2 separate regions of the Homo sapiens genome follow, and region 2 is linked to region 1. A link is a contact called in ENCODE Hi-C data. All regions are on one chromosome and are shown on one strand. The core of a region is the stretch at or near the end of the contact, and the rest is flanking DNA. Distances in the headings are between cores, read along the strand shown.

Region 1 (3,271 bases), core at 364-2,863:
TAGTAAGATAACTTTAATTGCTATAGTGTTAAATGTCCTCAAGTTTAGTTTTTCCTTATCTTCTTGTAATCAATTGGAATTAAAAAAAAAACTTCAGAATCTTCTTCTTTATAACAGGAAAAAAAACCCCAGTATTTTTGGCATTTTTAGAAGTACATTCATACACACTGTCATTTAAAACATGGGGGTGGGAGGTGGAGCAAGATGGTGGAATGGAAGGCTCCACTGATCATTCCCCCTTGTAAGAAAAACAAGTTAACAACTATTTACACACAAAAGCACCTTCACAAGAACCAAAAATCAGGTAAGCACTCGCAGTACCTGGTTTTTACTTCATATGACTGAAAGAGGCACTGAAAAGGTAGGAAAGACAGTCTTGAATCACCAATGCCCCTGACCCATCCCCCAGCAGTGGCTCTGTGGTGCGGAGAGAGAATCTATGTTCTTGGGAGACGGCAAGCACAGCAATGATGAGACATTGCATTGAACTCAGTGCTGCCCTGTTATACCAGAAAGCAAAACTGGATCAAACACAGCTGATTCTCACGCATGGAGGGAGTATTTACACCAGCCTTAGCCCGAGGAGAATCACCTATCCCAGCAGTTGGAATTTGAGTTACTGCCAATCTCACCACCTCTGGCTAGAGGGCCCTAAATAAACTCGAAAGGCAGCCTGGGCCACAAGGACGGCTCACGCCTGTAATCCCAGCACTTTGGGAGCCTGAAGTGGGAAAATTGCTTGAGGCCAGGAGTTCCAGACCAGCCTGGTCAACATAGCGAGACCCAGATTCTTTTTTTTTTTTTTCCCCCTTGAGAAGGAATCTCACTCTGTTGTCCAGGCTGGAGTACAGTGGTGCGATCTTGGCTCACTGCAACCTCCACCTCCCGAGTTCAAAGTGATTCTCCTGCCTCACCCTCCTGAGTAGCCGGGACTACAGGCGCCCATCACGACGCCCAGGTAATTTTTGTATTTTTAGTAGAGACGGGATTTTACCACATTGGCCAGGCTGCTCTCGAACTCCTGACCTCTGATCCGCCCGCCTCAGCCTCCCAAAGTGCTGGGATTACAGGCGTGAGCCACCGCGCCCGGCCGCGAGACCCAGATTCTAAAAAACAAAACAAAAAATTAGCCCGGTGTGGTGCTATGCACCTGTATTCCCAGCTACTCAGAAAGTTGAGGTGAGAGGATTGCTTGGCCAGGGGTTTGAGGCTGCAGTGAGCTATGATCACACCATTGTACTGCAGCCTGGCCGACAGAGCAAGACCCCTTCTCAAAAAATAAGTAAGTAGATAAAGTTCAGGGGTGTACAATCACAGGTGTGAATTTGCAGGATGGAGGACATGTAACATCTTTTTAAAAAAAAAAAAAATTAGAAGGACCGTATAAAAAGTTAAAGAAGACTTACTGCTCACCTGACCACCCTTCTCATAGACCCGAAAGTTAGATTTTACTTTCTGATTTTTCACAATTTCTCCTGGATGCTGCGGTCCCGCCCCTCGCAGCATTCTGGATGTTGTAGTCCCTCGCTCCAGGGCATCCACGGTAGGGTAGTTGCGCGCCCCGTGGCAGTCTGGGTAGTGTAGTTCCGTGCCCAGGGGCAGTCCGGCTCGCGTACTTCCGCGTTCCGGCATCGTCGCCTGGTGCGTGGTGAGTGTCCTTTCACAGTTCTGGTGAGCTAGCCCGGAGGTGGTCCCCGCTTTCGCGGGCCTTCCACTGGAAGGAAGGTCGGGAAAGCTGGCATGGGCAGTCCATGTCGTGGCCACATGTTCCTTGGTGTTTTGAGTTTCGGCTGTGGGGTCTGGGCGTGCGTGGTCCACCCCGGAGAGAGGTCTTGGCGGAGGTCCTCTGGTGGGGAGGGGGCGTTGGCGTTGTCGCGTGCTTCTGGCGGGACTTTGGGCCCAGTATGTTGACCTGGAGGGGCCAGTGCAGGCCTGGGACCGACTTCCCGAGCTACTTCGCAGGTGCGTCCCCGGTACTTCGGGGGCCGCTGAGTGGGCTCTGCCTGGGGTACCCAGACAGCATCCTGCCACTAGTATCCCGCCATCCCCTCCCCACCATCGCGCCTCGGAGGTCTCTGGGCCAGCAAATGTGCCTTTGGAGGACATGATATCCTCGGTTGGAGCAAACTTCCCCATTAGTGGGAGGCACGCGGCTTGGGCATCAGTCGGGTTGTTTATTTGTTTATTTATTAAATTTTATTTATTTATTTATTTATTTTTGAAACAGAGTCTCTCTCTGTCGCCCAGGCTGGAGTGCAGTGGCGCAATCTCGGTTCACTGCAATCTCCGCGCCCCACCCCAGCCGCCGGGTTCAAGCCATGCTCCCGCGTCAGCCTCCCGAGCAGCTGGGATTACAGGCACCCGCCACCACGCCCGGCTAATTTTTTGGTTTTTGTTTTGTTTTGTTTTTTTGAGACAGAGTTTCGCTCTTGTCGCCCAGGCTGGAGTGCAGTGGCGTGATTCCCCTGCCTCAGGCTCCCGAGTAGCTGGGACTACAGGCGCACGCCACCACGCCCGGCTAATATTTTGTGTTTTAGTAGAGACGGGGTTTCACCATGTTGGCAAGGCTGGTCTCGAACTCCTGACCTCAAGTAATCCCCCCGCCTCGGCCTCCCAAAGTACTGGGATTACAGGCGTGAGCCACCGTGCCCAACCTCAGTCCAGTTATTAGGGCTCTTGTGGATGGCTGGTGCACTGTGGTGGTGATGGTGCAGCTTGGCCACTAGGACCCGGGTTTGTGGGGGAGGATTGTTTGTGGGTAGACATCCAGACTTGGTCTTGATAGTGGGGGGGGGGACGGCTAGGGCCGTGCGACTCGGGTCAGTAGCCTTGGGGCCTGGGGACCCAAGTTGGTGAGTTGAGAAGGGCTTGCCTGGAGTTAGACATCCCTGGGTTGTGGGTTGCATGGGGGCGTGCTTGTATCCAGATTGTCGGCTTCTGCAGCTGTGTGGCTCCCTCGGACTTGGGGACCCTTCCGGGAGCATGGGTTGCAACAAGCAGAATGGTGCCCATAGGGCCAAGGAACATTTTTCTCAAGCCTCAGGGGGCTGTTGAGTGACTCCTTGAATTCCTGGAGGTGGGGGAAGAAGTTGGGTGGAAGGCATCCAAACCTACATTTTTTTTTTTTTTTTTTTTTTTTTTGAGATGAAGTCTCACTCTGTCGCCCAGGCTGGAGTGCAGTGGAGTGATCTCAGCTCACTGCAACCACGGCCTCCCGGGTTCAAGCAATTCTCTGCCTCAGGCTCCTGAGTAGCTGGTACCACAGGCGCCC
Region 2 (3,271 bases), core at 362-2,861, 2.5 Mb after region 1:
AATCAGAAACGTCTCCAGGCCGGGCGTGGTGGCTCACGCCTGTAATCCCAGGACTGTGGGAGGCCAAGGCAGGTGGATCACCTGAGGTCAGGAGTTCAAGATAAGCCTGGCCAATATGGTGAAACCCCACCTCTACTAAAAATACAAAAAATTAGCTGGGCATGGCCATGCATGCTTGTAATTCCAGCTGAGATTACAAGCTGGGAGGCTGGGGCAGGAGAATCAGTTGAACCTGGGAGGTGGAGGTTGCAGTGAGCCAAGATCACACCACTGCCCTCCAGCCTGGGCGACAGAGAGAAACTCAGTCCCCTCTCCCCCCACCAAAAAAGTCTCCAACATTTCCAAAGTTCCCTAGGGAGCAAAATCCTCCTGGTGAAGAAGTGACCTAAGGCCTTAAACCTGATTCTCTTGGCATTAATTAGAACCCTGCTATCCATGACTACAGCCTCCAATCACATCAACTACTGAGCACTGGAAATGTGGCTAGGACCACATGTTGAAATAACATTTTGGATACACTGAGAAAACCACAGTATGTTCTTAAAATTAATTTCATGTTTTAGATTTTCATGTAGCTACTAGTTTAACATTTAAAATTACGTATGTGACTCATCTTCACTGCCCTAGAATATCAGACTGACTTCTAAAGACAGAGACAGGAGGGACAGCACAGGAGGTGGCAGGGGCCTCAGTCTAACCCAGAGGCTCTGGAGACATCCCAGAAACCCCACAACAAATACACTTGCCACATAGTAAGATTCTGTCCACACTGACTTCACAATCATTGTCCTGGGGTTTTGGGGACAATCACTCAGTGCTGTGAAGGCTGCAATGCTGGGTTAGGTAGGTAGGCCATTACAAACAGCCTGATTCGGGGAGTAAAGTGTTTATGTATTGACATCCTAGCTCTCTCATCCTTTGTGAGCTTGGCTCTATCTTTTCACTCCTCCTTCTTCATTTTTAATGATATAAATAGGGTGGTTGTGAGAATTAAACGAAATACTACATGAAAAGAACAAAGTGTCTTCCAAATATAACGGGAATCAACATTTACATGCTGCTTAGTAACTAGCGCTTAGCTAAATGCTTTACAGGGGATGGCTTACCTCTGAACGACACAAAGCAGTTTTTACTAATATCCTCATTTTCAAACGCTCAAGTGACAGAGCCAAAATTCACGAGGTCCTTCTAGCTCCTAGGCTCGGCCTCTCACCGCAGACCCACGGGCTGTACGCGCTTTGTGGCAGGTTCATGGTCAATACAATAAACGCGCATTCCCCTCCTGAAGCCAGCACCGCGTTTTCCGACGCCTGGCTGCATTCTGGCGCCCATACCTCGGCCCGCACCGAGCATCTTCCAACTAGGACTCAGCCCCACCTAACGCCCCCGGAGCCCGCCCCCACCGGCCCTTCTCAGGCTGAGGTCCCGGGCCGGCCGAGGCACAGGGAGCGACGGCCTGCTTTGGGGGAGTTCCCGGGACGTCGCGTTCCCGCCCCCTGGACACTAGCACATCCCTCCCTGCAGGTCCGCAATCCGCGTGGAGGCCCGGCGCTCTCACCTGAGCTGCGAACCCTCTGCACCAGCAAACACTAACAGGGAGAAGCCGGAAAGTGGGGTTGACTGCACATGCGCAGACGAAAACGCGCATATCCGTTCCCAGCATGCTGCGCGGTAACCCATAACATGCAAGACTACGTTTCACATGCAGTACGGCGCCAGCTGTCAGTGTTTTTTTGTTTGTTTTTCCCCCAAGATTTATGGCGTAATAACATGGACCGTCCTGATAACTGGAGCCCGGGTTCTGTCAGAGCCCCAGAGGTTGTGGGTTAGACTTGATGACATAACAGCAAATGCAGCGTGTGGTTACAGAAAGCAAGAGCCGCGGAAGACGTTTGAAAACAATTGGGAAAATTTGTATACGGACTGGAAATTAGAATTATTAATTAATTGTGGCAGCATTGGGATTATGTAGGTAATCTTGCTTATTCATAAAGAGATGTCTATGTAAGTATTTAGGATTGTATTATGTTTGTAAGTTTTTGGGTTTTTTGGTTTTTTTTTTTTTTTTTGAGACGGAGTCTTACTCTGTCGCCCAGGCTGGAGTGCAGTGGCGCGATCTCGGCTAACTGCAACCTCCGCCTCCCGGGTTCAAGCGATTCTCCTGCCTCAGCCTCCCAAGTAGCTGGGACTACAGGCGCCCGCCACTACGCCCAGCTAATTTTTGTATTTTTAGTAGAGACGGGGTTTCACCATGTTGGCCAGGCTGGTCTCGAACTCCTCACCTCAAGTGATCCGCCTGCCTTGGCCTCCCAAAGTGCTGGGTATACAGGCGTGAGCTACCACTCCCGGCCCGTTTGTAAGTTCTTTTTAAAAAATAATTAGAAATGGGAAGTATGGCAAAATGTTAAGAATATCTACTTCTAGAATATGGACATGCTTATTGACTATGTGTTGGAAAATTTTATAATATAAAGTTGATAAAGGGAAAATTGGGACTGTAATGTTACAAGTGTGCCTTTTAACTTAGAGCTGCCACAAAAATACATAAACAGCTTTGTGAATAAAGCCGTAAAATGTAACAAATACTAGAAAATGGAAACCATTATTAACATAAAAGAATAATATTTGTGATCCTCAGTTTATCTCTGGGGGGAAAAAAAGAAAAAGCAAGTAAGCTGTTCAGCATTACATAATACCTGAAGTACACACAATCCCAACTAAGAAAACCGTTATCCACAAATTATGCATCTCCTAGAGATGAGCTTGCTTAAATCTTATGTGGTATGCTTCTGAAATCAGGAACCAAATTAGGAACCTCTCAGCACAGTATTTTATGACACTCTTTTTAGTAACACACATACACTCACACACACACGGTTGATACTTTCTAACAGGTTATTTTATATGGCAATGATAAGTTTTGATTAGCAAGAAAAAAGATTAATGGCAACAGTAAACTAGTGCAGTATATATGAATCAAGGTATAAAATTTTACTGTTGACACTGAAAAACACTTTAATAGATACTGGAGGAAAAGACTAACATTTGTTTTTAAAAATTCTAATCATCTATGTTTTCTAAGTATATATTTTCTTTTTTTGACATTTATATATTTTGCCTGTTTTCCTAAAGGAACTATTCCAATTTTCATTCTAATAAAAACTTATGGTAATGATCAGAAAAGAATTGAAAATGCATAGCAATATCTCTATATTTACTATGTATACTATCACTAAATATTTAAAAATTTATCCTGGTGCAGTAAAAGTTC

The links. A loop is a pair of places that touch in the nucleus more often than their neighbours do. Pooled maps may share reads with other maps.
Region 2: a map of CD4-positive, alpha-beta T cell shows a loop between it and region 1 (13-fold over the local background). The contact joins the promoter of ZNF510 here to the promoter of LINC02603 in region 1. A Hi-C loop is called at or near these places in 2 of 168 maps with a recorded cell type or tissue (CD4-positive, alpha-beta T cell and naive thymus-derived CD4-positive, alpha-beta T cell) and 7 of 50 pooled maps.

Annotation. Positions count from the first base shown.
Region 1 is chr9:94,257,698-94,260,968 of GRCh38, forward strand. It overlaps LINC02603 (long intergenic non-protein coding RNA 2603), which reads right to left and starts at 1,614. Exons shown (of 3, transcript NR_160773.1): 1 at 1,414-1,614. ZNF169 (zinc finger protein 169) reads left to right here and starts at 1,601. Exons shown (of 5, transcript NM_194320.4): 1 at 1,601-1,648. RefSeq lists enhancers at 1,120-1,765, 1,604-1,923, 1,766-2,412, 1,954-2,083, 2,413-3,058.
Region 2 is chr9:96,776,476-96,779,746 of GRCh38, forward strand. ZNF510 (zinc finger protein 510) reads right to left here and starts at 1,612. Exons shown (of 6, transcript NM_014930.3): 1 at 1,559-1,612. RefSeq lists a silencer at 1,373-1,472.